Linked DNA regions of Homo sapiens: region 2 is linked to region 1. Evidence: read pairs that join two places in POLR2A ChIA-PET (ENCODE). Cell type or tissue: A673. All regions are shown on one strand. Links, peaks and the distances in the headings refer to the core of each region. The heading gives the core; the rest is flanking DNA.

The links. Peaks named below come from ENCODE experiments on the same cell type or tissue, not always from the same donor. Only the 100,000 strongest peaks of a DNase experiment are listed, where the experiment ranks them.
Region 2: POLR2A ChIA-PET joins it to region 1 with 5 read pairs; 2 of 35 experiments call an interaction of 5 or more read pairs at or near these places.

Annotation. Positions count from the first base shown.
Region 1 is chr3:189,492,836-189,497,200 of GRCh38, forward strand. No RefSeq gene overlaps it. Among named protein-coding and RNA genes, the nearest start is that of TP63, 140 kb to the right of the region's middle. In A673, for the core only: no CTCF peak of the experiment used is centred there; no DNase peak of the experiment used is centred there; H3K27ac peaks cover 2,438 bases.
Region 2 is chr3:189,805,387-189,807,886 of GRCh38, forward strand. All of the region lies in intron 3 of TP63 (tumor protein p63), which reads left to right. Among named protein-coding and RNA genes, the nearest start is that of MIR944, 23 kb to the right of the region's middle. In A673, for the core only: no CTCF peak of the experiment used is centred there; a DNase peak (open chromatin) is centred at 1,375; H3K27ac peaks cover 666 bases.

The DNA.
Region 1 (4,365 bases), core at 1,117-3,616:
CATCATATATTCTCACTCATAAGTGGGAGCTAAGCTATGAGGATGCAAAAGCATAAGAATGATACAATAGACTTTGGGGAGGGGGAGTGCGAGGGAGATGAGGGATGGAAGAATAGAAATTGGGTACAGTGTATACTGCTTGGGTGACGGGTGCACTAAAATCTCACAAATCACCACTAAAGAACTTATTCATGTAACCAAGCACCCACTGTTCCCCAATAACCTATGGACATTTTAAAAAGAATTAAGTTAAAAAATAAAGACAAACAAAAACAACCAACAATCAAAAAACAAAATCAACGATTAGGTTTCTAGGATATCATAGCATCATGACTTAAAGCCTTATTGAATAATTCTTTTCAAACCTATCTTGCTAAACACCTGAGCTATACAAGCTCTCGCCATGGAGGTGATTGTGAGCCCATAGAGCTGGATAAGACCCAGTACTTTGAAGAGAACTAATGGGAAAATACAAAATGCATGTAGAGAATTCTCCTAAAAATGATTTATTTTGATACTTCATATGTAACAATAATGTGAATAATTATAATTGAAGGCAGTATGATATAAGGGCCATTAAAAGATATGGGCAAGTTGTTATTCCAGCTGAGGCAATAAGGAAGCATCTGGGAAATTTTGATTACATTTTGATATATGACAAGTGAAGAATGGTTTCGTTACAAAGGGAAAAACGGTAGGACTCAAGTCTTTGCAAGTGGCAAGTTGAATTTGATGTTGTTTGACCTGAATGTCAAACATAGGCACACATTCAGGGGATACAAATAGTGAGCCTGGTTGCTCACGTCAAAAATTTCAAACTATTTCATAGGCAGTGAAAAATTTTTGAAGAGTTCTGATTCCGGGAGCACTGTGATTAGAAAGTGACTTAAGAACCTATCAGCAATATAAATGATTGAACTGGAGACAGGCAAGAAAAGAGACAAGGAAGGCAGCTGGAATTCTCTTTGACCAGCCTAGAGGCGAGGTGGGCATGTACAATCCTTGGGGCCTACGTCTTTATAATTAGTAGTATCTATTTCTTGTTTACTTCTTATACAATTCATTGTATCTTATTGCAGAAAGTTGGAAAAATACTGAAGAAAAAAATTAATCCACAATTCTTTATTTAGGAACACAGTGGTTTATTTTTTTTCTATTTACATTCTTGCTTTTTTCTGTATAATTTTGTGTGTGAATTCATATTTTTGCAGAGTTGAGATCATAATGCACATTTAGTAGTGGGGTTTTTTTGTTTTGTTTTGTTTTGTGTTGTGTTGTGTTGTTTTTGAGATGGAGTCTCTCGCTGTGTCACCCAGGCTGGAGTGCAGTGGCGCCGTCTCGGCTCACTGCAAGCTCCGCCTCCTGGGTTCACGCCATTCTCCTGCCTCAGCCTCCCGAGTAGCTGGGACTGGAGGCGCCCGCCACCACGCCCGGCTAATGTTTTGTATTTTTAGTAGAGACAGGGTTTCACCGTGTTAGCTAGGATGGTCTTGATCTCTTGACCTCGTGATCCACCCATCTCGACCTCCCAGAGTGCTGGGATTCCAGGCGTGAGCCACCGCGCCTGGCCAGTAGTGGGTTTTAGACCATGTCATATCACATGCATTTTCCATGCATGCTAATAAATCGCTTTAATCTTTCAGAAAAATGATAGAAAATTGAATATAAACCTTTATTTTTTCTTAAAATTTAAAAAATATTATTTTTTCTTATAATAGTAAATTATGTTTTCTAAAATTGAAAATATTAAGGCACAAGGAAGGAAACAAAATTAGGCTATAAGGCCATAATTTGGAGATAAACACTGATGAGTATCCTTCAAGCATATTTTATACATAAAAATACATTTAGAAATTAGAATAACATGGTATAACATGGTTTAAAACCTTTTCGTTTCTGCTTAACAACTAATTGGGAAGTGTTTCTTTTTTTTGCTTGTGATAAAAATCATTTAAAAGTATATTAAGTGTTGCATAATATTACATCATATAGATATGTCATCAGTCATTCATGCCTGACTATAATTATTTATTCATGCTTCAAAGCCAAGACTACACTCAAAGACAGCTTATTAATGCTTTCATTACAAATCAAGAAAGAAAGTAACCAAGCCTGGAAATGAGTTAGAAAGACACCAATAAAATGAACTTGAGAAGAGTAGGAAGAAGGATTCAATAAAGATAAAACCAAATAGCAATGAATTGAGAAATGGAAAAATGATAAATAAATGTATTTGATGAATAAATGGAGTTGATAACACTGTTATTTGAAACTGCAATAAATTTTGATCTTCAGCCTTGGACTATGTGGATTCTTCTTCCAGCTCCACTAACAGCAGTCCTGAGAGAACATACCAGTTGGGCCTAATTTTTGGCCTCACTTTCTTCACTCCAACTCAGTGACTTTTTTTTTTTATAAAGAATCCATAAATATGCAATTCATTTAATGGAGTTTAAATAAGTATAAGGAGCTTTTGTAAAATTAGGAGGTTATTATTTTGACTCAAAATATTTTAGCCTAGATTAAAATACTTCTTGGATAAGTCAGATCTCACATATATGAGAGATATATCTCAAAATCCCAAGGACAGGTTTCAAAGTCATAAGCTCTTGTAGAGATTTTGAATTTGGGGAGAGGTCTAAAGCCTCCTTCTTAGATTGTTCTTACAAAGCTTAAAGAAAACAGATGAATATTCTTGCTCTACAGAGGAGGCAGCTGAAAGACTGGCTTAGTCAAGATATCATAATGCAAGTTTAATGCCAAATCCCTGCTTTCATATTGCTTCTCCACTAGTCACTCACTCACTCCATAGACTTAATTGTGTTCATCTCTGTACCTTGGATTTTCTACTGTAACCCTGAGGATGCCGTGCTTCCCAAACACTCTGAGAGATGAGAAAAGAAATGACCATTTTGAAGAACAGCAACCATTTTTTATGATTTCACTATCAAAAAGTTTATCTGACTTCAAATTCTGTTTTTCAGTTCTTTGAAAGCCTAGCCAGCTGAATTTATAAGACTAGCTTTGGATAGGACACCAGAAACCAGCAGAATATAGCACACATTTGAAGACATGAAGGTTGCCCATTGGTGTGATATAATTTCTTATCTCTTAATAATTGAAGCTTCATTATATTTCGCCACAACCTAACTTCAATCTTCCTTACTGATATTATTATTTGAGGTCAGAAACTTTTCTCTGAGGAAAAGCAGTTATGTCCAAGTCTTTCTTATATTTAGTTGCAAAAAAAAAAAAAAGGTAATTTGTTCTTCGTTCACTCATTCATTAATTTATTCAGTAAATGTAACCACTTGCTTGATCAGGCACTCCATTAGATGCTTTGCAGGATACAAAAACAAAAAAGACATAGTTTCTGCCCTTCGGGCTTTAACAATTTTATAAGCAAAGAACTTAATACAAAACAACAACAACAAAAAGAGATAGAGCTATTCAGAGATGGGATTTGTCTGAATTGGGCCTGGGATGCTTTAGAAAAGTGACAACTCAATTGTACCCTGAAGAATGTGGGATTGTGGGATGGGGAAGGACTCCAATCTGTGGTGAAGCCGACCTTGTCAGCCTTGTTCTACTATCCTAGGGGATGGAGTGTTTTACATTCATGTCAAAACTTACAACACCATACAGCCTGTGTTGCAAAAATATTATTTTGGCTCCCAAGTGAGAGATATGAGGCAGAGACATTATAGAAGCACTTCTGTCTCCACAAAGCAGAAGTGGAAAGGGCTGAGAGAGGACTGATGCTGTGGAGGGGGCGCTGAGAGAGGAGTGATGTTGTGGAGGGGAACTGATAGTCTCTGTGTTTAACAATCACTACCAAAAGGAAGCTTTCCTTTCATTCATATCATTTTAGAGATGCGAAGCACAGTTTACTGGCATTAATTTGTCTTTATTCATCTTCTCTAAAATAGCTAGCAGGTTCTGTACAAATGATATCTTCTTGGCATGTTAGATGGCAGTGATGCTTTCCACAAAAGCCTTAAATTGGGCCGTGCACTTGTATCTCTGTAATAGCCATCCTTGTTGTTATAAACTAAAAATGTGGCACTCATTCCGGAACATGCTCAACCCTCTGCTTAGCTGTGAGCTCATGCAGGAAAACATCACCACCTATCCACACAGAAGGATTGGAAGTTTATGTTGCTCCAAAACTAGAAGCAAATGAATGTTTGAGCAATTTAGACAAAATGGTTATTTTTAACTTTGGTATCATTTGAAATTTTTTGAGTCATTTACAGGAAAATTGTTGCAGTTTATTTTAGGAGTAATCAGCTTTATCACGACTAGGATAACATTTCTGAGTGCAAATTAGTTATTTTTGACATTTGAGCTATGCTCTTTTGTGAG
Region 2 (2,500 bases), core at 1-2,500, 310 kb after region 1:
TCATCAAAGACAGATAATTATTAATGTCATATGAGCATAACAGGAGATTTATAAATCAGAAATGTATTTTCTGGGAACCAACTTTCAAGTTAGTCAGGTAAGTTTTATTAACTTCACTGGTGAAGTCCTAGGATAAAGCAGTGCCTAGATCAGGCTTGTTTACCCTTGGCCTTATATGGCACCAAACACTGTTTCAGGACAGTGGAAGAACAGCCTGGGAGGCCTTCGGCCTTGGCCAGCCTTGCCGAGGCCCGCTCACCAGGAGAAATAGGAAGGAAGGCCAGTGAGTGTGCAAAGGAGCATGGCTTATTTTGAGGTCCTGAAGGCCAGTGAGTGTGCAAAGGAGCATGGCTTATTTTGAGGTCCTGCTGATTGCAGGCCAACAAAACAATGGCAGGATTTGAAGGAAGAAAGTATTGCAACAGAGTCACCGTATACTTTGAACTGCAAAGGGAGACTGAGGAAATGTTGCCTCAAGGCCAAAAACCCTGGCTCAAAACACAGGTTCCTCAGGTGACTCAGAGGCAGACCAAGTTCACCAAGTCAAGGACATTTTCCTGCTACCCCCCTGGGGAGAGGGGCCTTCACCAAACCACCCTGGACATGGATCTCCTGCTGTTCAGAACCCACCCAATAAACAACAGAAGCAAACACTTTTTTTTTTTTTTTTTTTTTTTTTTTGCCCCTTACACGGAATTGTCCCTTTTTGTAAGTCCTTGTTGAATTGAAGAGTGTTTGCTCACTGGCTTTTAAAGTGTGGTCCCAAAACTTTTTTCTTCGTTTATATTGGGTTAAAAAAAAAATCAAGGGGCCCATGCGTCTTTGTTCTCATCCAAGCCCACAATTAGTTAGCTGGGGTTCCTTCTGTGTAGCTAGAAGCAGGAGGGAAGGGGGTGGCCCAGCAGGCATTTTACTGCCTGCGAGAAAGTGCTGTGAGTTTCTTTGTCCTTTTTGTCAGGGACGGCTGCCTCCCTAATTGTACTGCTGTAGGGAGGCACGTGCCTTTGGGAGCATTATCTGATTCCTACAGGACGTTCAAGAGTGCTTTGTATACTGACCCTTAACTTGAACACAAAGAATATCTTTTCAATCCCCTTCCGAGGCTGTTGCCTCAGGCTTGGATACCTAAGAGCTTTAGTTCAGCCGGGGTATGGACCATTTATATGGGCTCAGGTTTTATTTTTTTGTCCCCTAGTTGTCTTACCTGCAGTTTGGCCACACCTGCCGGGAGAGAAAGCTGAAGATGGTGGGTAAGTGGTGGATAGCAGCTATAGAAGTCAGAAGGGAGAGAAAGCGAGACAAACAGCTGCTCTTGTCAGCATGGGGATAAGTGTAAAGAGATTAATAGTTATTTGAAGAGCAAATGGGGACATGGCATTCGGCAGTGGAATGCGAATGCATGAATGTAATGGAATGAGCATGTGACTATTAACATTTAGACAAATGCTTCCTGGACTGAATGGAATGGCAAAGCCCACTTCTCCTCCCCCTGTGGAAAAAAAAAAGTTCAATAAAATAATTAAAAGTTTGAAATTTTTAAAAAGATAAGCCTAGCTCCTATTTCTTTGTAAGTTTGTTCTTCTCTATAGTTTTACTTAATCTGGGACTCTCAGTTACATTTCAACTGAAGAGCTAGGCCTATTTCCTTTATAAAATATGTACGAATAGGACTGCCTTAATCTTGCTTTTGATTTTTTTTTCTCATTCATTAGGTTGATGAAACAAGATTTCTATGTGTCGGAAGGTTTTACAAAGGAAAAGCAACTGTACCATAAGCTGGTTGCCCCTTTGTTCATTTTGGCTCAGGTTTAGAAATGATGATAGGCTGATTTGCCTACTCAGGCTGACAGTTTTGATGGCATGGACAGAGCCCTGAAGTCAGAACCAGAAGATTCAGCACCGAAAGCCCCAGTCATTGTGTTAGCGGATGCTAGGGCAAATGCTCTACCTCTCCGATAGTAATATAGTCAAGTTTTTTGTAGAGTAAATGAGGCAAAATTAATTTATTCTTTCATAAATATGTTCTTGAGTACTTTTACTCTGTGCTTGGGCCCATTCACATAGAAGACATAAAAACGTTTGGCAGAAGGAAATACATGAGCTAATGTATTTTTGAATTATATTGACCATAGAATTTTCTTCATAAGTAGTTGGTATTTCTCTTACAAATGTTCTACTCTAGAAAAGAATAAATTTCTATTAAGAAAATGAAAGAACAAATAAAAAAGAATTAGACCAGTTTGGATGATTTACTAGCATGTTACTTTTTAAAATACATAGTTGGGTGTCCCTAACCCCGCTACCCATGATCCTCCAGTCTTTGTGAAACCAGTCCTTAGGGGGCTGGGTGGTACACTCTTGGTACTCTGGGACAGAATGCAGAATTGCAAGATTAAGAGAAAATTCGAAGGTCATTTGATTTTGCCCCCTATGCAACAATTTAACACTTAAATCCCCTCTGGAACATACCTATCAAGTGGTCTTTCTCATTTTGTGTAAC